Linked DNA regions of Homo sapiens: region 2 is linked to region 1. The links are chromatin contacts, found by Hi-C or POLR2A ChIA-PET in ENCODE. All regions are on one chromosome and are shown on one strand. The core of a region is the stretch at or near the end of the contact, and the rest is flanking DNA. Distances in the headings are between cores, read along the strand shown.

The links. Hi-C counts contacts between places; a loop is a spot of excess contacts on that map. ChIA-PET counts read pairs that join two places held with the same protein, here RNA polymerase II (POLR2A).
Region 2: a map of heart left ventricle shows a loop between it and region 1 (5-fold over the local background). The contact joins two enhancer-like sites. A Hi-C loop is called at or near these places in 1 of 168 maps with a recorded cell type or tissue (heart left ventricle). POLR2A ChIA-PET finds 5 or more read pairs at or near these places in 1 of 52 experiments (H1).

The regions. Positions count from the first base shown.
Region 1 is chr21:42,480,628-42,483,979 of GRCh38, forward strand. RSPH1 (radial spoke head component 1) reads right to left here. Exons shown (of 9, transcript NM_080860.4): 6 at 2,010-2,081. Among named protein-coding and RNA genes, the nearest start is that of RSPH1, 14 kb to the right of the region's middle. Within about 2 kb of position 1,849, at least 2 of the 41 ENCODE cell types and tissues checked have a DNase peak (open chromatin) inside an H3K27ac peak, as active enhancers do.
Region 2 is chr21:42,717,979-42,721,467 of GRCh38, forward strand. All of the region lies in intron 4 of PDE9A (phosphodiesterase 9A), which reads left to right. Among named protein-coding and RNA genes, the nearest start is that of PDE9A-AS1, 22 kb to the right of the region's middle. Within about 2 kb of position 2,038, at least 9 of the 41 ENCODE cell types and tissues checked have a DNase peak (open chromatin) inside an H3K27ac peak, as active enhancers do.

The DNA.
Region 1 (3,352 bases), core at 599-3,098:
GAAACTCCATCTCAAAAAAAAAAAAAAAAAAAAAAAAAACCTGTCTGGAGAGCATTGAAGAGCATTGAATTGAAAAATTAGTGATGAGTTTAGACTTAGGATTCAAGGCCAGGGCCCTTGGGGTGAAAGGATGGAGCATTAGGTAGAGACAGCAGTGGGCGGCACAGAGCAGGTGCGGGACAGGCCCTCATGCACAGGATCTCCCGCAGCCTTCCAAGCTCCCCACAGTGTGGCTTCTACCTCCTGTGACCAAGGATAGCTTTCCACAGCCTCACACCTGAGCCCAAGGTGACGAGGAGTCGGTTTAAAGCAGGGCCTCTGGGTGATGCCAAGGGCTTGACGAGGGACACAGCAACAAAAAAACAAAACGAGGTGACTTGGCTCAGGTTGTGACATAGTTTGGGTGTTTGTCCCCTTCAAATCGCATGTTGAAATGTGACCCCCGGGGTTGGAGGTGGGGCCTGGTGGGAGGTGTTTGGGTCACGGGGGCAGATCCCTCATGAATGGTTTGGTGCCTTCCCTGTGGTGATGAGTGAGTTCTTGCTCTATTAGTTCACACAAGAACTGGTTGTTAAAAATATATATATATATACCTGGCACCTCCTCCCCTCTTTTCCTCCTCTTTTGAGCTATGGTACCAGCTCCCCTTCACCTTCCATCATGAGTGGAAGCTTCCTGAGACCTCACCAGAGGCCAGGCAGTTGCGGGTGCCATGCTTCTTGTACAGCCTGCAGAACTGTGAACCAAATAAACCTCTCTTCTTTATAATCTACCCAGCTTCAGGAATTCCTTTATAGCAGCACAAAAAGGACTAACCCAGGTTGAAAGGGCATTGATGTGATGGTAGACCCAAACAAGCCGTTCCCCGGCTTTCTTCAGAAAGAAAGTATGCAGACATGGGAGAGTTTGTGTACGATAATATATTCTTAACTCACTAGGAGGGGACACCTCAACAACTTCAGAGACCAAAAAACAAACAAAAGCGTGATTCCACACTCCTCCTTAAAACTCAAAACTTCTTACAGTGAGAATGACCTCATCTAAACAAATAAGTCAAAAGGATCAAAACCAGTACCAGGGTCAGGAAATGTTGCTGAATTGCTAATTATCTAGAGGGATTGATCAGACATTAATAATGAGAGGAATAGGAACACATATATTCCCACCTCAACACACATACGCATCTCGATGCCTTATAACGGCAATATTAGCTGACTAGCTTTACTATTAACCAGGGAATGTCAATGTAGTGTTAATATTAATGTTAGATATTGGAAAGGAAAAAACAAGAGAAAGACTTACCAACGGCACGTTCAGAGGAGCATGCTGCACAACGGACAAGCTAACAGTCACTGGACAAACTGTGGCAACACCAGTTACAGATTCAGTTTTCACTTGCAGGACCTAACACTGTCTAGAACCCTCCCACTCAGGATTAGTTTTTTATTTATTGGTTGTTTGTTTGTTTGTTTTTGAGACAGAGTCTCACTCTGTCGCCCAGGCTGGAGTGCAGTGGCGTGATCTTGGCTCACTGCAAACTCCGCCGCCCAGGTTTAAGCGATTCTCCTGCCTCAGCCTCCTGAGTAGCTGGGATTACAGGCATGCGCCACCATGCCCAGCTAATTTTTGTATTTTTAGCGGAGACAGGGATTCATCACGTTGGCCAGTCTGGTCTCAAACTCCTGACCTAAAGCAATCCACCGCTTCGGCCTCCCAAAGTGCTGGGATTACAGGCGTGAGCCATTGTGCCCTGCCAGGATTAGTTTCTATCAACAAAAACGGTATCTATCAACAAAGTCTAGAGTTCTGCAATAAATGGGAAATGATATTGTTTGCTTCTGGCAATTTAGTTCTGTACTAACACATGCAGATAAGGAAAATGAAAATGTGAAAGTGCCTAAGAGTTGGCATAACTTTTAGGCGAATCACCTCCAACCTTGCAGGATCAATATTTTTGAGCAGCTACTTCCCTGTTAATGTAACAAAACCCTACATGCTCCGCAACTTACCATATCTGTTAAACGATATTCACCATGTTGTTCACACCCAACATCAAATACATACTTTCCAGGGCCAACAGGCTACGAGCAAAGAGAAACCATTCTTAAGTGTCAACACCCAGCAGAAAATACAAAATACAAATGTCACCACCACAATACCCACCTCAAATCACCAAATTGGGTAAAGTGTAACATGGATTAAGGAATGCTTTTGTGAACTCGTGGCTGATGGGATTGGAACTTATATGCCCTGTTTTGTTTACTTTTGGAAACTTTAACCACATTTTACTTTTTTATAAAAGTGATGTATTCATTTTCAGAAAACCTCAGTGAATCAGTATCCATAGGCAAACTAGCTACCGATGGAACTACTACTAATATTTTGATGCATTCTTTGTAACTTTGCTTCTAGTATACATGGTTAAATAAAAATCTGATCATAATTATACATACTAACTCATACTCTATTTTTACTGAGAAATATGGCATGAACTACTTCCCGTATTTACAAATATTCTTTCCTAATAACAGTTGCCACCTGGTACTTTATTTCATCTATGGATTGCAACCTATTTTACTCAGTTACTATTGTTGGTATTTGGGATACTGATTTTTTTTTTTTTTTTACAAAGAACGCTCCAGCAAACGTACTCTGAGTTAAAACTTTATGTACGCTTTTGATACCATCCTTAAATTCTCAGAATTTCTGGACAAAAGCATACATGTGCTTTGATTAGATGAGGCTCTAATCGTTTCATTCCCATAACTGCACTTAAGAGTCCCAGATCCTCAAACTCTTGATTTTAGGAGTGTAAAAATGGTCTATTTTTACATGTTTTTTTATATAAAACAACAGGGTCTCACAATTTTAATTCACTTCATTTCAGTTGTTAGTAAGCCTGCATTTTTTTCAAGATTTTTAGCCATTTAAATCACATTGATTGATAAAACACTTTATATATTAAATGTTGCAAATATTCTCTCCCCATTTAACAGTCATCTCTTAGATTTTCTTTACAGCATTTTCTAATCTATAAGAAGTTATTTTTATAAAGCTAAACCTATTGGTTTTTCCTTTCTATTTCTGTTTAGAAAGTTCTCTTTCCTCATTTCAAGGTTAATATTCATCTACATTTTTTTTCTATATTTCCTAGGGTACATTTAAATCTTTACTTCTTCTAGAAAGTATCTTCATCTGTGTGAAGGCAAAACTATTATTTTCCTCCCAAATAATTGTCAAGTGTTCCTAGCACTATGTCTTGACTCCTCCCATCATCCCTTTGTTAATTTGACACGCTTATTGTGTGTGAAATTATTTTATATACTGGGAACTGTCTCTGGACTTCCTAATT
Region 2 (3,489 bases), core at 788-3,287, 240 kb after region 1:
GTGCGATCTCGGCTCACTGCAACCTCCGCCTCCTGATTCTCCTGCCTCAGCCTCCAAGTAGCTGGGATTGCAGGTGCCCGCCACCACGCCCAACTAATTTTTAGTAGAGACAGGATTTCACCATGTTGGCCAGGCTGGTCTCGAACTCTTGACCTCAGGTGATCCACCCACCTCGGGCTCCCAAAGTGCTAGGATTACAGGCGTGAGCCACTGTGCCCAGGCCTCTGGCTGTTTTCAAGCTGTTGATTTCTTTCCTTTATCTTTAGGTTTCAGCAGTTGGACTATGATGTGCTTCAGTCTCATTTTCTTCTTATTTATCCTTCTTCATGTTCATTGAGCTTCCATGGACTATGAATTTACCTTTTCAGCAAATTTGCAAAATTGTCAGCCATTACGTGTTATATGTGCCATTCTTTCTCACTAATGACCTGTATGTTAGAAAGTTTGCTGTTGTCTTTCAAGTGACTGCAGCTTTGCGGTTTTTTATAATCTTTTTTTTCTTTGCCCTTCAAATTGGGTAATTTCTGTTGACCTGTCCTTGATTTCCCTGACTCTTCCACTGACTCCAGACTTCTGTAAGTTGATCCATGAAGTTTTTTTTTGTTTAGGATATTATATTTTAAAATTCTAAAATTTGCACTTGACTCTTGTTCATAGATTTGTCTCTCGAGACTCCCCTCTGTTTACGATTTACTGACGCCGCTTTTGTTTCGGTGTTTGCACGTACCTGCAATTGCTGCATTAAAGTCTCGTTTGCTCATTTTGGCATCTGAGCCGGCAAGCGTCCAGGGTGTCTGAGGGATGATTTTCTCTTGGCCATGGGTCACATTTTCCTATTTCTTTGCATGTCTATTTTTTATTGTAGACTAAGATTATGAATAACACCTAGGAGAGACATTGGATTTTGTTATCATCCTCTGAAGAGTGTTAATTTTGCTCCAGCAGTCAGTTCCGTTACTCACTGATCATCTGAACTTCGTGCAGCCTGGTTTTATGCTTTGTTGGGGTAGATCTCTAGACTGACCCTTCTGTGGTTTTAGTAGGAAGCCTGAGGTATTTATCAAGCCTCTCTAACTCGACTACATTTAAACTCCAAACTTTGTCTCCTCCACAGCAGGAGCTGAAACCTCTGCCACACTAGGCCCACAAACATGCGTCATTCAGGGATCCACCAAGGAACAGGGTAGTTTATACAGAATTTGGGTCCCACTGCCATGGCTTCCTCCTTTGGGAACTCTCCTTTCCATTTCCATCCTCTCTGACAACCTAAAACTGTGTCATCTGACGCTTCAACCTGGAACTTTCTGCTTAAGTTTTAGCCATCTACATTATAAGGGCACTTTATAGCAAGAAATAGAATATTATTCCATTCTAGGCCAAGTACAGTGGCTCACACCTGACATCTCAGCACTTTGGGAGGCCGAGGTGGGTGGATCAACTGAGGTCAGGAGTTTGAAACCAGCCTGGCCAACATGGTGAAATCCTGTCTCTTCTAAAAAAAATTTTGAAAAAATTAGCCGGGTGTGGTGGTGCATACCTGTAATCCCAGCTACTCAGGAGCTGAGGCAGGAGAATCCCTTGAACCTGGGAGCCAGAGGTTGCAGTGAGCCGAGATGGCGCCACTGCCCTCCAGCCTGGGTGACAGAGTGAGAGTCTGTCTCAAAAAAAAAAAAAAAAAAAAAAGAAATATTCCTTCGTTCTTTTATAGGAGCATAGTACTTCATTTTGTAGATGTACTATTGTGTATCCTACTGATAGATACTTGTGTTGCTTCCAGTCTTGTTTTTACAGCGATCAGATGGTTCTTCTTAATTTCTCTTGCTACAAATGTTGCTGCTGTGTACAACCTGTTAAAGTCCACAGATGGAATAAAAGCTTTGGTTTGCAAAAATGACTCAATCTTTACAAACATTCTGTCATTTGTACCATAATCAATTAGTTTATTGGATCACCGAATTGCCTGACAGAATCCTTCCTGGAACTAGTCTATGGGGTCATTTGGCATAGAGTCAAAGCCTCAGACACGATGAGCCAGAGTTGATTTCCTTTGGCTTCACATAATTAAACTTTCCCAGAGGATTATCAGGTTACAGTGACACACACACAGGCTGTCAGATAATGGACAAAGTCCCAGCAGCGTGTACAACCAGCTGGTGGCTCCCAAATTCAAATTCCCCCAGCGGCATCCGTTCGGTTATTCGTACCCACACCCTCCCTTAGAAGTTTACCCCTCCGCCAGGCGCAGTGACTCACGCCTGTAATCCCAGCACTTTGGGAGGCCAAGGCGGGCGGATCACCTGAGGTTGGGAGTTCGAGACCAGCCTGACCAACATGGAGAAACCCCGTCTCTACTAAAAATACAAAAATTAGCCGGGCATGGTCACGCATGCCTGTAATCCCAGCTACTCGGGAGGCTGAGGCAGGAGAATCGCTTGAACCTGGGAGGCGGAGGTTGCGGTGAGCCGAGATCATGCCATTGCACTCCAGCCTGGGCAACAAGAGCAAAACTCCATCTCAATAAATAAATAAATAAGTTCACCCCACTACGGGCAAGAAGCCACACAGAAAGAAAAATAAAATAGGTATCTCTGGGGTTTTCTGAAGGGAAAGTAAGTGCAGCTCTGTCCCGTCTTTGCAGCTCTAAATAGGAACATGGTGGAGTAGGGCAGGTCGGGCTTGACGATGTCATGACTTGGCCTCTCTCAGTGTCACGCAGCCCCTGCAGGTTATAAGGAGGATTGAGCTGGCCAGGCACAGTGGCTCATACCTGTAATCCCAGCACTTTGGGAGGCCGAGGTGGGCGGATCACCTGAGGTCGGGAGTTCGAGACCAGCCTGGCCAACGTGGAGAAACCCCATGTCTACTAAAAATACAAAATTAGCCCGGCGTGGTGGTGCATGTCTGTTAACCCAGCTGCTCGGGAGGCTGAGGCAGGAGAATTGCTTGAACCCGGGAGGCGGAGGTTGCAGTGAGCTGAGATTTCGCCATTGCATTCCAGCCTGGGTAACAAGAGCGAAACTCCGTCTCAAAAAAAAAAAGAAGGATAGAGCTAACATGCATGAACCACCTAGAACAGCACCCAGAGCATAGTAACAGCTCCTTGCAGATGTTACAGTACCTTGATCTATACAACAGTAAAGGGAAATGCATGCTAGCTGCCCCAGATGCTGCCAGCTTCACAGGCATTTTTCTGCCTGCAAACTAATCCTAAGGAAGAGAGGAGGGCAGGGGGAGAAATTGCACCCAGTCAAATGTAAACGATACAAAATGTGAAATTCCCCTCTCTGAAAATGAAAGGGAAAAAACTCGATTCAATGCCTGCCCCTGAGGTGAACCTGAAATGACAAGGCAGACACTCTCTAGAACTTCACGTTTGGCCACCAGGGTCTTCGGTTGATTTTCCTTTCTTCGTCATATCTGAGTGGCTGAAACGCCAGTGATCTGGGATAGTCCTTTGGCTGCTGATAGACTTATGCAATCCCTTGGCAG